3 separate regions of the Homo sapiens genome follow, and all the other regions are linked to region 3. Evidence: read pairs that join two places in POLR2A ChIA-PET (ENCODE). Cell type or tissue: PC-9. All regions are shown on one strand. Region 1 has its middle 41 kb from the start of LINC00942. Region 2 overlaps ERC1 (ELKS/RAB6-interacting/CAST family member 1). Region 3 holds the start of LOC124902857 (a long non-coding RNA gene).

Evidence for each region. Peaks named below come from ENCODE experiments on the same cell type or tissue, not always from the same donor. Only the 100,000 strongest peaks of a DNase experiment are listed, where the experiment ranks them.
Region 1: POLR2A ChIA-PET joins it to region 3 with 6 read pairs; 2 of 35 experiments call an interaction of 5 or more read pairs at or near these places.
Region 2: POLR2A ChIA-PET joins it to region 3 with 5 read pairs; 3 of 35 experiments call an interaction of 5 or more read pairs at or near these places.

What each region holds. Positions count from the first base shown.
Region 1 is chr12:1,539,795-1,542,294 of GRCh38, reverse strand. No RefSeq gene overlaps it. Among named protein-coding and RNA genes, the nearest start is that of LINC00942, 41 kb to the right of the region's middle. In PC-9, no CTCF peak of the experiment used is centred here; DNase peaks (open chromatin) are centred at 475 and 1,344.
Region 2 is chr12:1,196,509-1,199,008 of GRCh38, reverse strand. All of the region lies in intron 12 of ERC1 (ELKS/RAB6-interacting/CAST family member 1), which reads right to left. Among named protein-coding and RNA genes, the nearest start is that of ERC1, 210 kb to the right of the region's middle. In PC-9, no CTCF peak of the experiment used is centred here; DNase peaks (open chromatin) are centred at 1,208 and 1,618; H3K27ac peaks cover 1,138 bases.
Region 3 is chr12:1,129,370-1,131,869 of GRCh38, reverse strand. All of the region lies in intron 7 of ERC1 (ELKS/RAB6-interacting/CAST family member 1), which reads right to left. It overlaps LOC124902857 (a long non-coding RNA gene), which reads left to right and starts at 2,395. Exons shown (of 3, transcript XR_007063157.1): 1 at 2,395-2,490. In PC-9, no CTCF peak of the experiment used is centred here; DNase peaks (open chromatin) are centred at 1,139 and 1,429; H3K4me3 peaks cover 1,259 bases; H3K27ac peaks cover 2,175 bases.

The DNA.
Region 1 (2,500 bases), 410 kb before region 3:
TAGGCTAATTTTTGTATTTTTAGTAGAGACAGGGTTTCACTATGTTGGCCAGGCTGGTCTCGAACTCCTGACCCCAGGTGATCCACCCACCTTGGCCTCTCAAAGTGCTAGGATTGCAAGTGTGAGCCACCATGCCCGGCCATGTCTCCTAGGCTTTTAAGCATAAAAGTAGGATGCTGCTTAAGACTTCAGCACATGGAGTGGGTAACAGTGAACTTCAAGAATCTCATTTGAAAGGAAATATTTTAAAGCTGTTTGGTAAGGTTTCGACCAGGATTCTTGATTTGGTTACTGTATAACATGCTGTATGTGTCGAAAATGCAATATTATTTAGGTCAGACTACTGTTAAATTGACATGTGTGTGTAGCTTATTAACGCCAGCATTAAGTATGAAAATAACACCACTTCATTCCTTCCTCCCAGACACAACCAAGCTTTTGATTCTGTCGGCAGAACCAGTCACTGGCAATTGCACAATAGCGCGTTTTGTGGTTGTTCAGAAGCATAATTAGAGCCAACATTTTCTGGTGCTTTCTAAGTGCAAGGCTCTGCATGCATTTATAACGTAAGTGCTTTCTATTCATTTCATGTCATCCTCACAACAGCTTTTTAAGATTTTAGCAGGTGAGGAAACTGAGGTCAAGCAAGTTTGGCTGACTTGCCTCAAGGTCACCTGTGTGTGCTGGTCACACTGCCATGAGGTTTTGGGGCGAGGGTTGAGCCAGCACCTGTTGCACTGCAGAACTTAATTTTTTGTTTTTTTTTTTTGAGACGGAGTCTCGCTCTGTCGCTAGGCCGGAGTGCACTGGCGCGATCTTGGCTCACTGCAACCTCCGCCTCCCGGGTTTCAGCGATTCTTCTGCCTCAGCCTCACAAGTAGCTGGGACTACAGGCACGCGCCACCACACCCAGCTAATTTTGTATTTTTAGTAGAGACGGGGTTTCACCATGTTAGCCAGAATGGTCTCGATCTCTTGACCTCCTGATCCGCCCACCTCGGCCTCCCAAAGTGCTGGGATTACAGGCGTGAAACACTGCGCCTGGCCAGAACTTGATTTTTTTAAAACACTGTACATAAGAGATTAGATTTACTCTTCATGATAAATATATTTGTGTTAATGTTAACAACATTTTACCCCATATTTTCCAGTGCCAAGGCAGTGAAACAGGAAAGCATAAAATGAAAAAAGAAAAAAAAAAGCTTGCATTCTACTTCTAGGATGTAACTTCTTTTTGATCCTTTGGGATACTATTTCATCTCACCAGACAAGTTTCTATAATTTCAAAGTCTCTCTCCTAGAAATAGACAAATAAGAAGACAAGTGCCAGGTATGAATCAACACTGAGTCACCTGGAGCTGTGCTTTGTCAGTGAATTTAAACAAGTCTTTGGGTCACAGTTCCCTTCTGCGTATCAGGTAGGAACAGCACTTCGTTGTTCTTACCGTTGGGTATAAAGCACTTCCCTACACGCCATGTCGCTTGACCCTAGCGGTTCTATGAGATAGGAAGGGGTTACACTGTGACTCCATGTACCAATGAGAAGAGGGAGACTGGCAGTGATGAGCACATTTGCTCAAGATTCTCAGCAATGCAAGGGCAGAAATCCTGGACTGCTGATTCCCAGGTGGCCACGAGCAGCCCAGCAGGCTCAAGCATCAGGGTCCAGGGTCCATGGGACGTCCAGTTTTTGCCTAGAATTTCCTCTCTCAATTTTAACATGGTTAATAGATGTTCAACTTGAAGGTGACAGGAAACAAATATTCTGTTTGGCAAAATACAAAAGTGCATTTCCAAGTGAACACCAAGTTAGGCACCAGGAAATGACAACAGGTCCCCTTAGTAAACAGTGATCAATTACCTTATTTCACCAAACCTAAGATGCTACTGATTCTAGAATGCACCATTATTTTGTACCACCAAGAAAGAAAAGTACTTGTCATCAAACTGTCATACAATATTGATTCTGAGATGCATTCTGACCTCAGATATGTTGAAATGCATCTTAATATCGATGAAACATGGTAATTATGGCTGGATTTCTTGAACCGGGGAGGATAACCTGTTTAGAAGTCACTAGCTCATTAACGTGTCAATATGGCTGAGCAGCAGCAACGCCGAGTGGTGGGATTATCAGTGAGGAGAGAGGAGCCCAGACAAGGAGGACATCACTCCTGCCATCCAGGAACCCACCTCTTGGTTGGGAGGACTGTCCAGGAAAAGTCCAAGAGCCTGGAGCTGCAGACCTCTCAACAGGTCTTCGGTAAAAGCAGCTGTCATGGAAGTGAATTCTCAGGTCTCCTTTGTCTCCTCAATCATCAAAATAAACCAAATTATAAAACACTCTGATCTTCTGCCTAAATTCCGACAAGGTATTTCAGAATCTAGGTGTCAATTTCTTGACACTTTTACTTTTTTTCAATGAAGTGTTAAAGTGGGACCTAACATTGACTAAGTACATGATACATGTTAGGCATTGCCCTAATTCACAAAATTATCA
Region 2 (2,500 bases), 67 kb before region 3:
GGTAGGGCCTGGTGGGAAGTGACTGGGTCATGACGGTGGTTTGTCCCCACCCAAATCTCATGTTGAACTGTGATCCCCAGTGTTGGAGGTGGGGCCTGGTGGGAAGTGACTGGATCATGACGGTGGTTTGTCATGGTTTAGCACCATCCCCCTAGTGCTGTCTTGTGACAGAGTTCTCACAAGATCTGGTTGTTTGAAAGTGTGTGGCACCTCCCCCTTTGCTGGCTCTCTCTCTCCTGCCGGCCATGTAAATGTGCCTGCTTCCCCTTCACCTTCTGCTATGACTGTAAGTTTCCTGAGGCTACTCCAGAAGCAGAAGCCTGTACAGCCCGCAGAAACATGAGCCAATTAAAACTATTTTCTTTATAAATTACCCAGTCTCAAGTATGTCTTTATAGCAGCATGAGAACGAACTAATACAATGAGGTATGGAAAAGATGGTTAGCAAAGAAGATAAAATTAACCACCACAAAATAGAAAAACAAAGTTACCTCCATCATAACTACTCACAAGGCTAGCCCTAAGAATTTTATGTATATACGAACAACAAAACTGATCTCCAGTTCTATCTTTCTCAGAATAATTGTAGCAGTGCAATATTTTGGTTTTCCCTCTGTATTCTGTATCTCTCTACTAGAGTTGGAGGACCTGAAATTAGTATTAATAGTTTAGGATCCAAAATTACTTATTAGCCTTCCAACCAAATAACCTCCCAAGCTACTATCATTTAATATTGGCTTCGAACATGGAAAGACCAAAGACTTAAGAGTCCAAATTTCAGGGCTGGCTGCAGTGGCTCACCTCTGTAATCGTATCACTTTGGGATGCAGAGGCAGATGGATCACTTGAGCCCAGGAGTTCGAGACCAGCCTAGGCTATCTGGCAAAAACCCATCTCTACAAAAAAAATACAAAAATTAGTTGGGCATGGTGGCATGCACCTCTAGTCTCAGCTACCCAGGAGGTTGAGGTGGGCGGATCACCTGAGCCCAAGAGGTTAAGGCTGCAGTGAGCCGTGATAGTGCCACTGCACTCCACCCTGGATGAGAGAGACCCTGCCTCAAAAAAAAAAAGCAACAAAAACAAAACAAAACAAAACAAAAAAAATAGTCCAAAGTTCAACAAGTCCTTTCTTTCTGATACTACTACATTCTGGGCACATGATAACTGGGATGACCAGCCTCTGTGGTATGTTAAGTGATACCTTCCAGTAGAGCTCAACCAGACCTTAAGGAACTAAAATTTCATCACTGGAATTTCTAGCTATTAGACAAGCTATAGATAAACGCCAATGCTAGCATAATCTATAAATGAAATGACAATAGCTTCTGTATTGATGGAGTCTTAGTCTCTTTGAGCCAGACGTATCCCTTAACTGAGTCCAGACTGAGAGAAGCATTAAAAAGCACATGTGTAGAAAAACTGGCCCCTAGCAGCAAAACAACCCACATGCCAGTTATGCAGTACCTGTCCTGTAAGTGGGCATTCCAGCATGTGGGAAAGACTCTGGCCTCAGTAAGATCCTCAAGTGAACAGACTCTGAATCATCTAGCTGTCTACAGCCTCCTCTTCTAGGAGGTGAGGTCATTAATGAAAACTGAACACCTGAAAAGGATTTCTTTTCAGGAAGGAGAGACAGACACTGGAATTGTTAGGCATGACTCTGCTACCTACTTATGTAATGCAGGACCAGTTGTTTAACCTCAAACATCTGTATAACAAAAATCTAGGCCAGGCACAATGGTTCATCCCTGTAACCCCAGCACTTTGGGAGGCCAAGGCAGGCGGATCACTTGAGGCCAGGAGTTCGAGACCATCCTGGTTAAGATGGTGAAACCCCATCTCTACTGAAAATACAAAAATTAGCTGGGCATGGTGGTGTATGCCTGTATTCCCAGCTACTCGGAAGGCTGACGCACAAGAATCGCTTGAGCCCGGGAGGTGGAGGTTGCAGTGAGCTGAGATCATACCATTGCACTCCAGCCTGGGTGACAGAGGGAAAATCTGTCTTAAAAAAAAAAAAAAAAAAAAAATATATATATATATATGTGTGTGTGTGTGTGTGTGTGTGTGTGTGTGTGTGTGTGTGTGTGTGTGTGTGTGTAGAGAGACAGAGAGAGACAGACAGACAGAGAGAGAGAGAGAGAGAGTGAGAGAGAGACAGACAGAGAGACAGACAGAGAGAGAGAGAGAGAGAGAGAGAAATAGCGTGCGCACATGCACCAGGTGTGGTGGCTCATGCCTGTAATCCCAGCACTTTGGGAGGCCAAGGGGATCACTTGAGCCCAGGAGTTCAAGACCAGCCTAGACAGCATAGTGAGGCACCAGCCCTACAAAAAAATTAAGCAGTTAGCTGGGCATGGTGGTGTGTGCCTGTGGTCCCACCTACTCAAGACACGGAGGTGGGAGGATCGCTTGAGGCTGGGAGGTCTAGGCTATAGTGAGCTGTCATCACGCCACTACACTCCAGCCTGAGCAACAGAGTGAGATTCTGTCAAAAA
Region 3 (2,500 bases):
ACAGAAGGCTTTTGTCTACAAGGTTTTCTCTACCAATGGAAGTGAACAGAAAATGGCTACCCTACTGTTTTGGCCTCTCACTTCTGATCAAAAAACAATTAATTCTGGCTGGGCGCGGTGGCTCACACCTGTAATCCCAGCACTTTGGGAGGCCAAGGGGGCGGATCACAAGGTCAGGAGATCGAGACCATCCTGGCTAACAGGGTGAAACCCCATCTCTACTAAAAAAAATACAAAAAAATTAGCTGGGTGTGGTGGTGGGCACCTGTAATCCCAGCTACTCGGGAGGCTAAGGCAGGAGAATGGTGCGAACCCGGGAGGTGGAGCTTGCAGTGTGCCAAGATTGTGCCACTGCACTCCAGCCTGGGTGACAGAGAGAGACTCTGCCTCAATTAAAAAAAACCAATTCTCTCAACGTACCTTAACTTTCCTTTGTTTTAAATCAATAAACAGATCTATCTAAAGGCAAATTAGTAGTAATAATTAGTTGCATGGATATGTGGCTTGTTTCCTATCATTCCCCTCTTGGCTTTGCCAACATGACACTTTTCCTTTCTAACTCTGTGATCACACCTTTTCAGTGTTCTCCATCCTCTGTCATTTCCTCCTCCTCACATCTCACTGCATGGAACCTCCTCTGGAGAAACTAATCCAATTCTAAGGCTTTCACCACCACCTCCACAGCTTCCAAATCTTTATTCCTGGCCCCAACTAGTTCTAAAAACCTAAAATTCTAATAACTTTTATTTAAACCACATCTTCCATTGATTAGTTTAGAATGAGACATTTTTAAGAATTCTTTATTTTAATGTATGTTAAATCTGACTGGTATCTATTATATTTTCTACAATTTTCCTGTATTCCACAGTACTTCATAAATTTTTTTAACAGTTAAATAACTGAATTTAAACTCCCAACTTTAAAGCTGAGAAAAATCAAGGCCCAAACTAATTAAGTAACTTGCTCAAGTCCACTCTAAATGATATATCCTATGACTGCATTTCCCATTGTTCCCACCTAGATGGGAGGCTGAATGCTACGTGAAGGGCACTGAGCCATGGGACTGACAGCATTACAGACCACACGGAAGTAAACTGTTTTAGAGTACTGTTTCAACAAACTGCAATTGTGCTCTGTTTGATACCCCATACTTGACAAAAAGATGAAAAGCTCAGATATCAAAATAGTCAAGGTAGAAATGAGTCATTCCACAGTACATAGTTTAAAAAAAAAAAAAGACTATACGTTTCGCAAATTTATATTCTGAAAAATTAATGTTGATACCTTCACTCATTTTCCCTTGAAAACTCATAGCAGACAAAGAAGACACAGTATTGGCTACACAAAGTATACTGCAATAAGTGCTATTCAGGTATGCAGCCCCAAGGAACTCTTGGCCTCTGCAAACCTGATAAAGCATGGCAGTCAGCCAACCTACTTTGACCCCTTAAGCCAACACATAACATAACACTTCCTCGTTCTGGTATCAGAACTAAGATCAACAAAGCCTTATAACTCTATGTGAAAACCCTCACAGAAAGGGAGAATTCCTTATAGCTTTCTCTATGTGAAAACCCTCCTGGGCTCAAGTGATCCTCCTGTCTCGGCCTTCCAAAGTGCTGGAATTATAGGCATGAGTCACTCTGCCTGGCCATTGCAGAGGTCTTTACGCTTTCTTACAATTTCTGTCTTCACACACCTTGAGCTTCATTTTCATTTTGCCACTGTAGAAATATATATTCCATTTATTTCATTCCTATGCTCTTGACAGGGAAGATAGAAACAATCTAGATGCAGAATTCCACCTGCTGTATTATTTAGCAACATTATACCAACAAGGAGAAGCAACAGACAAGCTCTTCCTTTTGTGATCTTTCTCTGAAATTCCTCACCTTTACTGAATAAACCTCAATTGATTTGCGAGTTTTGGCTGTAACGGCACTATTACTGTAAGGTCTATGCCATACTATTATATTGATATTAGATTAGTTTCTCCTGTTACATTAATGCCTTTTCATCTCCTGTTTTTTTTTCTTGCATCTCATTCTTTTCTTCTTTCTAACATACATCTTTTAACAGTTGTTTCCATAGGGATCCTGGGTAGTAAACTCTCATTTGTATTAATCTGAAAGTAAAAGTCTTTCTTCTATCTTTACTGAAGAATGATGAGAGTTCAGCTTGGTACAGAATTCTGAGTTGCCAATGTTTTTCACTAAACTTTGAAGATTTTACGCTACCATATTCTCACTACTGTTGTGGCAACTGAAAAGTCTGATGTTGGCCTAATTGTTAATCCTTTACACGTAATGTATTTTTTCTCCCCAGCAGGTTGTTTTCTTTTTTAGAGACAGGGTCTCGCTCTATTGCCCAAGCTGGAGTGCAGTGGCACAATCATAGCTCACTACTGCCCTGAAGCCCTTAGCTAAGGTCAAGGGATACTCTCGCCTTCGACTTCTGAGTAGCCAGGACTACATGTACACACCACACCTGGTAAGTTTTT